2 separate regions of the Mus musculus genome follow, and region 1 is linked to region 2. The links are chromatin loops, found by intact Hi-C in ENCODE. Cell type or tissue: gastrocnemius. All regions are shown on one strand. Links, peaks and the distances in the headings refer to the core of each region. The heading gives the core; the rest is flanking DNA. Region 1 overlaps 9630028B13Rik (RIKEN cDNA 9630028B13 gene). Region 2 overlaps Gm34969 (a long non-coding RNA gene).

What was found. Peaks named below come from ENCODE experiments on the same cell type or tissue, not always from the same donor. Only the 100,000 strongest peaks of a DNase experiment are listed, where the experiment ranks them.
Region 1: it touches region 2 in a loop (2.6-fold over the local background); 14 of 42 quality-filtered maps call a loop at or near these places.

The regions. Positions count from the first base shown.
Region 1 is chr1:185,435,861-185,441,243 of GRCm38, reverse strand. All of the region lies in intron 1 of 9630028B13Rik (RIKEN cDNA 9630028B13 gene), which reads left to right. Among named protein-coding and RNA genes, the nearest start is that of 9630028B13Rik, 3.3 kb to the left of the region's middle. In gastrocnemius, for the core only: no CTCF peak of the experiment used is centred there; DNase peaks (open chromatin) are centred at 1,819, 2,215 and 2,945.
Region 2 is chr1:185,499,289-185,504,671 of GRCm38, reverse strand. It overlaps Gm34969 (a long non-coding RNA gene), which reads right to left. Exons shown (of 4, transcript XR_001779597.1): 2 at 4,266-4,449; 3 at 2,949-3,045; 4 at 1,768-2,651. Among named protein-coding and RNA genes, the nearest start is that of Gm34969, 15 kb to the right of the region's middle. In gastrocnemius, for the core only: a CTCF peak has its summit at 2,569 (motif pointing right); DNase peaks (open chromatin) are centred at 2,570 and 3,869.

The DNA.
Region 1 (5,383 bases), core at 173-5,172, 63 kb after region 2:
GATCCTTGTCAGAAGTCATGAGCATCTGGCTTGCAGGAAATGCCAAATTGTGAGAAATTAAATTTCCCTGTATTAAACGGTCTCCCCTTAGGTTGTTTTGTCAAATCTTTGACCTCACTAAAAAAAAAAATGTGGTGGGAAATCAATCTATCAAACAAACAAACAAACAAAATACAACAACAACAAAACCCTTCTGAAGCCAGGAGCTGGTGAGATGCTTCCATGGTTAAGAGCACTTGCTGCTCTTGCAGAGAACCCAAGTTTAATTCTCTGCATCTGGGTGACTCGCAAGCATCTGTAACCCCAGTTCAATGGGATTCAATGCCCTCTTCTAGCCCCCGAGGGCACCAGGCAAGCATATAATGAAGACATACGTGCAAAATACCCATACACATAATAAAAATTTAAAGCCAAAATCAGAAATCTAGACTAGTAAGCTGAGACTGGAGTCTGATGTCAAGATACCTGTATATATCAGTCCAATAAAGAAAACCACCTCACCTCTTAGTTTTGACAGCTACGTGATTGTGCGCAGCTTAAAAGATTGAATATTGCTGGGGACAAAGGGGAGAGTTGCTAGATCCTCAGTGGAAAATTCAAACTCAAACACAACAATTAAATACTGAGAATCCCACTTTTCCGATGGGCACAAGGAGATTTGTAAATATTATTAGCCTTGGCTGCTGACAGAGAGAAAACTATCTGCACAGGAGCTGAAGATGCTATAAGATCATGGACAAAATCTCTACTGCCCACAAAATGACCATAAGATGCAATACTGGGCAAATGGTCTTCAAGTGTAGGCAAGTTAGTTTTGCGCCAAAGAGCCTGTGGATTTTTGGTCTAGGTTTTTTGAGGCAGGATCTCCCTACATAGCCTGGAACTTGTTATGTAGACCAGGCTGTCTCTGTCTCTGCCTCTGCCTCCCAAGTGCTGGGACTAAATGTGTGTTTGGAAACGTACCAACATAGAGCTGGAGAGATGGCTCAGCAGTTAAAGGGGGCAGGCTGCTCTTCCACAGGACCCCAATTCAATTCCCATCACAACATAGCTACACACAACTGTCTGCATTTTCAGTCCCAGCCAATCCAATGCTCTCTGCTAGCCTCTGTGGATACTAGACATGTAGGTGATACAGATATACACACAGGCAAACCCTTATGTGTAATGTTTAAAAAGCAAATAAAAATATGCAAAATCTTTTTAAAAAATTGTTTAAAACTATGTTCATATTCTACACTTCAACAAAAAACAAAGTCTCAAGGAAGAATTTCATTGACTATTAATTCACAGTAAAACAAACCAAAACAAAACAGAAAACTACAAAGCACACAAACTGTCTATGCTGGCACACACCTATAGTTCTTTCAGGAAGCACAGAAAGGAAGGCCACAAGTTCAAGGCCAGCCTGGGTTACATAGGCAAACACTGCCTCAAAAACAGAAAGTCAGAAAGCAAGACACTTAGAGAGAAACAGCAAAGTCAGTGAACAGCACATCAGATGTTCAAAAACCATAGGTGCTGAGCCTTCCAGGAGCCAGGTATAAATTATGTGTTTATTAGAAAGAAAAAAATCTTGCATATGTAAAACCTTAGATTTGATCCCAATATAAAAAAAGAAAGAAAGAAGAAAAGATTAAAATTAAATGGTTAAGACTGGGGGAGGGGTAGCAATTGGGATGTAAAGTAAATAAAAAAAATCAATTAATTAAAAAAAAGATTGAAGCTACTCCCAGCCAGGTGTCAGTGCTGAGGTCCTAATGAGGGGCTGGAACTGCCCCTGCCAACTCACAGAAGCCCAGAGACAAGCTTGGACTCCTGCCACCAACTGGCAGCAAGCAGCAAGCATTTCAGTCACCAGCCTGTTAGGGAAGACAGCCAGAATCTCACTGTTCTCAACGTCCAGGATCCACCCGAACATCTTTCTTCCCACTAAACACTGGGAAAATTGCAACTCGAATATAAAAGACACTCAATCTGAGGCGGTAGACGTGTTAAAATTATCTGGTAAGGATGGATGATTAAAGTTGTCAATCATAGCAATGTGTTGGCAGGTAATTATGGACATGCTTGAAATAAATGGGAAAAAATCCTCAGCAAAAAATAGAAGGTGTAAAAAGAAGCAGAGGGCTGAGGAGACAGGCTTTCCTAACAAGCATGAAGACTGGGGGTTCACCTGCAGATCTCATGTAAACAGCCAGATGCTCTGGAACACTTGGAATCCCCAAGCTGGTGAGGCAGGGACCGGAGGAGCCTTGGGCTCTCTGGGCGGGCTAGACTACTTGGTGAACTCCAGGCCAGTGAGAGACCCTGTTTCAAACACACAAGGTGGAGAGAGCCGGGGAACAACACTGGAGGTCGACCACTGGCCAGCACACACAAACATGTGTGAACACACACAACACAAACACAACTTACAAAACAAAACAGCAGCCTCAGCACAGAAACCAAACCAAACCAACAACAAAGACCAAATAACAGCTCAATGGATGGGCTCAACAGAAGAAAAGAATTTAGAGTGAGGAACCACTGAATTTGAAGATAAAATATCCGAGCAATGGAAAATAGAAGTAGAGGTTGGGAGGGAGGAAGAAGGGAGGCAAAAATGTAGAGCCTGGGGAGGGAAAAGATAAACTAACGATGCTTCGAGCTTCACGTATGCGGGAAGCTCGCAGTAATTTAGACAGGTGCATGGAGACACCTACAGTGTCTGCTGACAGGACCACATACCAAGGTGTCCACAAAAATACAGCAGAAAACTCAACAACAAAACTCTGAAAGCATTCCAGGAAAGAAAAAAGGAAAACAGAGAAAACAACTTAAAAGACCAGACAGGAAATGGAGAACAGCAGATGTGAGCCCTCGCCTCCAACAACTTCGTGAAATATCAGTGGTTTAATACACCATGAAGAGTGCTCAGCTGGGGCTTATGCAGAGGACAGCGGCCACTGACGTCTGGACAAGTTCAATGCATCCTAAGAGCGTTGTCCTGAAAGAGGAAAGCCACTTTCGAAAATTCTGAGGACTACCCAGAAGATTGATAGAGCATCCTACCAAGATGGGGTGTGCGTGTGTGTGTGTGTGTGTGTGTGTGTGTGTGTGTGTGTGTGTGCAGATCCATGCTGTCCGTGGCACAAAGGTAGGAGTTGGGTTACAGGTCTACATGTGATATGTTCACGAAGTGTACAAATGTCGGTTTCTTTGTTTTGATTTTGTGTTGTGGTTTTACTGGTACAGACTAGACAACATGTCTGTGAAGACTCTCGGTATCGTATTTGCAATTTTTTTAATCTTTAAAAGATAGTAGTTTTTGTTGATTCTTTGAGATTTCCATACATAATGATCATATTTGCTCCCAACTCTCCCCATGTTTTTTTTCCCAATTTCATGTCCTCACTTTTAAAAATCTACTGAGTCCAACCTCATGCTGCTCATACACGAAACATGGAACTCTGACTCTGAAGTCCTTTTGATCTAAAGCTAATGGGCAAGATAATAAGTTCCAGAGAGAGAGAGAGAGACTGACACACACAAGAGAGAGAGAGAGAGAGAGAGAGAGAGAGAGAGAGAGAGAGAGAAATGTGAAGACCTATTAAGGGGACATATCTGGGTCACTGCTTTTAGAAGACACACTGTGCTGCTGTCTAGGCTATTCTCAAACTTCAGGCTGAAATGGTACTCCTACTGCTTCTGCGACAGACATGTGTGCTCCCATGCTGGGCTCACAAACGCATTTTGCAAAAGGGAATTATTTGTAGTTTAAGCTGTTAAAGATCTCTGTCTGTTTCTCTGTCTCTCTCATACACATACACTCTCTTTCTCATAAACACACATATATACGCACACTCTCTCTGTTTCTCTCATATATACACAAATACACACTCATGCACACTCACACACACACACACTAGGATGGTTTGGTGAGTAAGGCATTTTCTGCCAAGCCAGTCTATCTGAGTTTCCTTTGCAGCCCCCTTGAGAACACTCTATAAATGTTTTGCTGAGCACTTTGCCTCAGTAATACAGTTTTGTCTTCACAGCATCCACAAGGTGGGGATTTCCCACTGTATGCAGGAAAGAATTGAGATCTAAGAAGCTCTCAGGCAGACACTCAGCTTGGACTAAGAGAAGATTCACCATCTACTCATCTGCATTTCCCAGTGTTCATCTGTGACACTCACACATAATAGCTTTGCGTGTCACAGTTATTTTCCTTCGTTTCGGCTTTTCCTTTGGACCCTGCATGAAAAATGAGAATAGGAACTGTCCTCTCTAGCTAATTATTTTGCGCAACACAGATTTCTCCAGCTGTGCGTATCTGAGCTGTCAGTACACTCTCACGCTGTCAATACTTATTCTTCATTAACATTTAACTCAGGTAACAGTTGAGGAATACCCCACACACTAGGATAAAATGTCTGATAATGTGGAGCCTAGCTCTTGCCTCCTGTTGAAACTGATTCAAATTTGAAAAGGCACCAATTTCCCAATCTTTCCTAAGTCTTTCCTAGTCACTCTTGGAACCTTTTAATGGGCAGAAGAGATGAGAAGTGAGCCAATCGTCGCAAACAGAGAAAGGGATGCTGGGAAATTCACCAGCATCTTGTGTGAGAGAAGGAGGGAGCTATGACATGTGCTCACGCCTGCTGCTTCTCCAAATTTGTAGGCGAGCAAGAGTGGCTGCCTCTGGGACCTTACACCTCATGTCCCCTAAAATGGCTGTGAACACCCAGCATAGCTGCCCACAAGTCCGCTCGTTTCCAGTTTGAAGTACCAGGTTCTACTAGCATGCACTTTTTTCTATTCCCTTTCATTTTTTGTTTCAGTTTTTATATTTACAACATAGCTCAGGGTGGCCTTGAAACCATGATCCTTCTGCCTCAGCTTTCCAAGTGCTGAGATACAGGGTGAGCCACCACATGTAGCTTGTGAAAGTTCTTACCTGTAACTTACTCCATAGTACTCACCACCAAGGGGAAAGGAGCAAGTTCTCCCTTGCCTCCCCTCAACCCAGAGCGAGCCTGACCCCCCTCTCAAGAAAGGAATCCTGTTTGCTTCCACTCTGCACAGCACTGCCCATGAGAAAGTCATGGGGTTCATCTACAGATTGTACAGAACAGCGTTCAAACCTCCAGCCAAGGCCACCTATAATGTAACTACACCGCATGTTATATATAACTTACACATAAGTTATTCTATGCATAAGTAACTTACAGTGTGAGGTGTACACCTGTATCCCAGCCTCTGTGGTAGATGGAAGCAGAACGGCCGAGAGGTACCGGCCAGCTGGAACTGCAGAGCAAGATCCCTTAAACAGGAAAGGAAGAGGTGAAGGGAGGGGGAGAGGGAGAAGAAAGGAGATGGAGGCAGGTGAAGCCTTGGA
Region 2 (5,383 bases), core at 328-5,327:
TTGTTTAAGGTTTACGCACCTTCCATGGTGAGATCCAATCGGCAGGTCAACAAACTCACCAGATCCTGCCCCTCGGGATGTTCATTTCTGAGAAGCGCTACGAAGACTTGAATTGAAAACCTCAAGTGCATGGAGATCCACTGTCACATACCAAACACAGAGTTCTCTGTGAACTCAGCCTCTCTCTAGCCCTGCCCTCCTGTCCAGCTGCTGTCAAGATGGTTCAGGGATTCATTTGCTGCTCTTCTGAGGACTCGAGTTGGTTCCCAGCACCTGTACGGTGACTCACGGCCCATGTAACTTCAGCTCCTGGGGAACTGATGCTCTCTTCTGGCTTCCACAGGCACTGTGCTCACATGCACATACCCCCAATATAAACATCCATACACATATTTTTAAATATTTTGGAAAAATAAACTTTTAGATTCCATGTTTTGTTAAAGCCAGGAAACTGATCTATGGTAAGAGTTCTGCCTCCACCAAAATGCATACCATCATACCATTTCAATTCAAAAAATGCTGCCCATGAGTGTTAAGGGCTACTGTGTACTATGACACTATTCTTCTTTGTCCAAAGTAGTCTCAATTCTATGTGCTTCAGTCAAGAGTCCCCTGTGCTGGTCTTCACATTCCAGGCAAAGGAAGAAACCTTTAGCCTTTCTCTCTCCTTTGGGTCTCCAAACTCTATTGGGAAGCCCTCCACACTGCTGTCAGGAGTTAACCAGAACCCTGTACTCACCGAGTTAGTGTCTGCAGTCTCTTTATATCCATCCCATCTTCCCCGGGGAGAAAGTCATCTGAAATGTTAAGACTGACGCCCACTCTGAGAGTTTAGCCCTAAACAGGACATCTATTCAGCACTCTTTCCAAAGCTCAGGGGACCATGTGGAAGAGGGGACAGAAGGAAGGTAAAAGGCAGAGGGTGGGGAGGAGAGCTGATGAATGCTGTCTTCTGGGAGAGATACAGTTGCTGCACACAAAGTCCCACACAGGATCCCAGAGCAATGGTGGTGCCCTGCAAGGGCTGGGCCCCCGACTTCCTACCATGTTTAATGGTTGCTGGGATGAGGAGGGGACACAGGCAGTTAATGGTTGCAGGGGGGTACAAACATTCATGGTTGTGGGGAGATCACATTCCTCAGTGGTGTAGGCACTGCTAAGTTGTCCTTGCTCAGGAGAGTACCCACCCTGTTCAAGCTCACTCAGGCTCATGCAGAGGGGCACAAAAAGGAAAGACGTGGAAATGGCTGGGAGACAAGGTTCAGTCGAGGGGAGAAGAGAGGAGAATGGGAAGAAGGCGGGTCGTGAAAAAATTAAATATTAAAGATAATGCTTGTCAACCCAAGTGAATCTATAACTTCACGGGGTTAAAAAAGAAGAAGAAGAAGAAGAAGAAGAAGAAGAAGAAGAAGAAGAAGAAGAAGAAGAAGAAGAAGAAGAAGAAGAAGAAGAAGAAGAAGAAGGAGAAGAAGAAGAAGAAGAAGAAAAAGAAGAAGAAGAGCTGGGCGGTGGTGGCACACACCTTTAATCCCAGCACTTGGGAGGCAGAGACAGGCAGATTTCTGAGTTTGAGGTCAGCCTGGTCTACAAAGTGAGTTCCAGGACAGCCAGGGCTACACAGAGAAACCCCTGTCTCGAAAAAACAAAAAACAAAAAACAAAAAAAAAAAAAAAAAAAAACAAACAAAAAAAAAAACAAAAAAAGAAAGAATGATGATCGCTAAGAATTCAGACAACTCTAGGTAAAAGACCATTCCAAGACCATAGATAACAGCCCAATACAACAGCTTTTATTCTTTTATTATGGCAAACCAAATGTTATATGTTTATTGTTTTATGATTCTCTGAACCCAAGGACCTCCTCCCTACGTCACAGGAACCCATTAACCCCATTCCATGTCGCTAGAACAATTAGGGCGCTCACTTTGGCTTCTTTGCACCCTGTACTTGCAAAGACGACATGACTGCTCATTTATGGCTGGTCATTGAGTTCAGTTGGGGAGGCGGCCTGGATGGTGACTTCAAAGTTTCATATCTAGACCTCTAGGAATGGCAGGGCCTGAATGAGTGGACCCAGGACTAGGGTGAGGCGAATAGGGCACTAGGGTTGAGCTTAAAGGTGGGTTGGTGTCTCAGAAATTAATCATCAAGATAGATACTACTTTGAAGAAATCTTTTTAAACTAAAATCAATGCAAAAATCCATGATAAAGGACAATTTAATAATATAGTGTAAATATTAAAATAATTCGACCTTGCACTTTGATGATTCAGCATGTCTCATTTGTTACCTTGCCCTTTCTGGGTGGCTCAGTGGTACTGGAAGTTCTCAGAGCCTATGATCCACAGAATTGTCTTCAGTGGAAGCAAAAACAAAAAAAAAAAATCTCTCCAACCTCAGCAATTAGTAGATTACGTTAAGTTGTCTACCAAATGCCCCTAGTAAGAAAATTTTTTAAAGGGCAGGAGAAATAACAAGAGGTTCCTGGTGCACTGGTCTTTAGGAACAGTAAATCCTAAATGATAATTAAAGATGTTTCATTCCGGTGCATTCTAGATCCAGAACAGAAGGAGGCGCTGCTGGGACACATTGCATGACTTTGAATTCAATTCCGCTTTAACTTCCAAAGCTGAGTTAGTTTTTGCTACATCCCTAAAGCAAAAGATGCAAATATCATCAGCTTGTTTAGGTTTTGGCATTAGCGTCTTAAATTGTGTGAAAAATTCAAGAAAACTTTATAGGGTCTTTGAATAGGGCACGCATTGAGTAACGCACGACCATAATATAAATGGATGCAGCCACAAGGATGTTTGCCTCTGGTGCTGAGACTGGAGCTAGGGCCTTCCACCGGCATGCGCTCTGCTCTGCTAGCAAGCTACATCCCCATAATTTACAAGTTACAGGGTTTTATCTGAGTCCGAATTCTCTTACATCGTTAAAGATGCTTACTTTTAGTTAACATAAAAGAGTTAGCACGATTTTGTTTTGTTTTGTGAGGCAGCATCTTGCCGGTGACATCAGCGATGGGAGCAGAGTCTCTGGTCATCTAAGAGAGGAAGAAAAGACAAAAAGCATTTGCTCTATGCATCCTTGCGGCTTCTATCACATCTCCCCTTTTTTGCCATTTTTGCCCGATAAGGCAGTTGTTTATCTGCAGCTACATTCGGGGCTTGGTTATATGATAGAATTCAAGTAATCATTTGACTGTATTTGTAGGGGGCTTTTCCCCTCCCAAGGAGAATTGTTCATTTAACTTATGTCATTTTTATTTCTCCTGGCCTTACCAAAAAGTATGCAATGAACAAAGGTCATATAAAGATACCTCTGAAACTGAAGGGTGGTTTTGAGCTTTGATGATTCAGTGGGAAAAATACTGACTTCTTGGGAAAGAGACAAATAATTAAACCTGGAAAACTGAGATGAAGTAGGCAAAGCTGAGGTCAGGTCAAGGCATTAGGAATGCAATCCCAGGCAGTAAACCGGAGGGGTGGGAAGGGGACAGATCTGACCCATTGCAATCCTGTAAATCTGACCTTTTAGACCTGATGGGATTTGGAGATGGCACAAGAATTTGAAAATAGTACAGTGGTTCTCAACCTCCCTAATGCTCGGCCCTTAAATATAGTTCCTCATATTGTAGAGACCCCCCCCCCGAGCATAAAATTATTTCCCTACTCAATAACTGTAATTTTGCTACTGTTATGAATTGTAATATAAATATCCGATATGCAGGATATCTGATATATGACCCCCAATGGGGCTGTGACCCACAGCTTAGGAACTGCTGGCACAGGACAAAGTGAGGATCAAATTCCAGAGGCTGAAGCTTGAAGGGCAGGGACGCCAGCATCTCCATCTGTGTTAGAAGGGACGCCAGCATCTCCATCTGTGTTAGGAAAAGCTGACTGGCGCGCCCAGCTTTCTCTTTGGTCGTCATAAGGAAATAGAAGTGTGTGCATACCCCATGCTATGCTTACAGGAGAAAGTTCTGAAATATAGAGGATATGTCTAGCTGAAAAAGACACATTATTTTTATAAACTATCAGCAGGTGGAATAGCCCCCGCCCCCCCCCCCATAAATTAAACTCCTTAAAAATTATATGTTGCCGAAACTTAGGGAAAAATGATTAGAAATTTCTTAGTGGGGAGAGTATTATATTTAAAAGTTGGAAAGAGTTTTGTGAATTTGGGCAAATTTTTGAGCCGATTTTAAGACTTCTCAATCTTTCTTGATTCTGTTTGTTTATTGCTGCATATTAACCTTACCATAGCAAAAAGCTCTAAGCTCTATGTTAATTATTTATCCAGATACTGTCTGTCTTTATCCTTGTGCCGGGCATTGATGAACACGAGTGAAGATCAGTACGAGTTTGAGCCTTATTTAGATATCTGCTTCTCGGAGAGCCAGCCTTCAAAGCCTGGCTCTGCTTAGATTAATCCTTTGACAAACCTATAAAGAAGAACACAGGACCTTAACTCACACACTTTGACTCAGCTCCACGCCAGTCCTTGGAGCCCCGCGGTAACCTGCGTGGCAACTTCACCAAGGACTGGCTTCTTCTCAAGTCTCTTAAATCATTCTTTTCCGGATCTCTTTTCTCTACATCTTAAGAGTGTATATGGCCACATGTAAACACAAGTTCTAACTACTTTCAGTTACGTTAAGGGGTTGAAAAACGATTGTTTAATCTTAAGAAATCTTTGAGGTTTATTTCCCTGTGGTCTGAACAGTGCCAAATCCTTGTAAATGAAAGTCGGAATCTTCAGGTTTTTCAGTTTAATGTTTTTATCACTGTTACAACGAAGGTTAGAAACCTGACAGAAGGATGACCTTATAGACTTACAGAATTATCAAATAACTATTCGGACTGTGTTTGGAGAAAAAGCAACGGAGGCAGGAAATACCTAGGAAATAGAAACTTTACAGTGCAATCAAAATGTTTACAGTTCAAAAAGCTGCTCACTTGTCCTTATTGCAGAGCCAACCATTGCCATCAACTTTCAAATAAAACTGAGCATGCCCCAATGTTCCAACTTGAAAACATTAGATGATAAAATCGTATAAGCCCCCAAGGTATTTTTCAAAGGCTGTATCCAATTGTGTAAGATGTACAATCCCACTACTTCGAGCATGCCTAAAATACACAGAGAGTCATCCTGAGGGAGCTGAGGTATTGTGCTGTCAAACGCACCTGGCAGTCGGAGATCCTGAATGAGAGAGACTAGGACCATGCCTTCTCAACCGGGAAAATGAATGTGCATGCGTTAAAAGATATTCAGTCTGTCTTCGTATTACAAACAAAAAATGTTCTTTACTCTAAAAGAGAAAGCTAACTCATTTAAGTTTATGGGTGGGTTGGCAAGCAAAAGGCTGTGACGCTGAT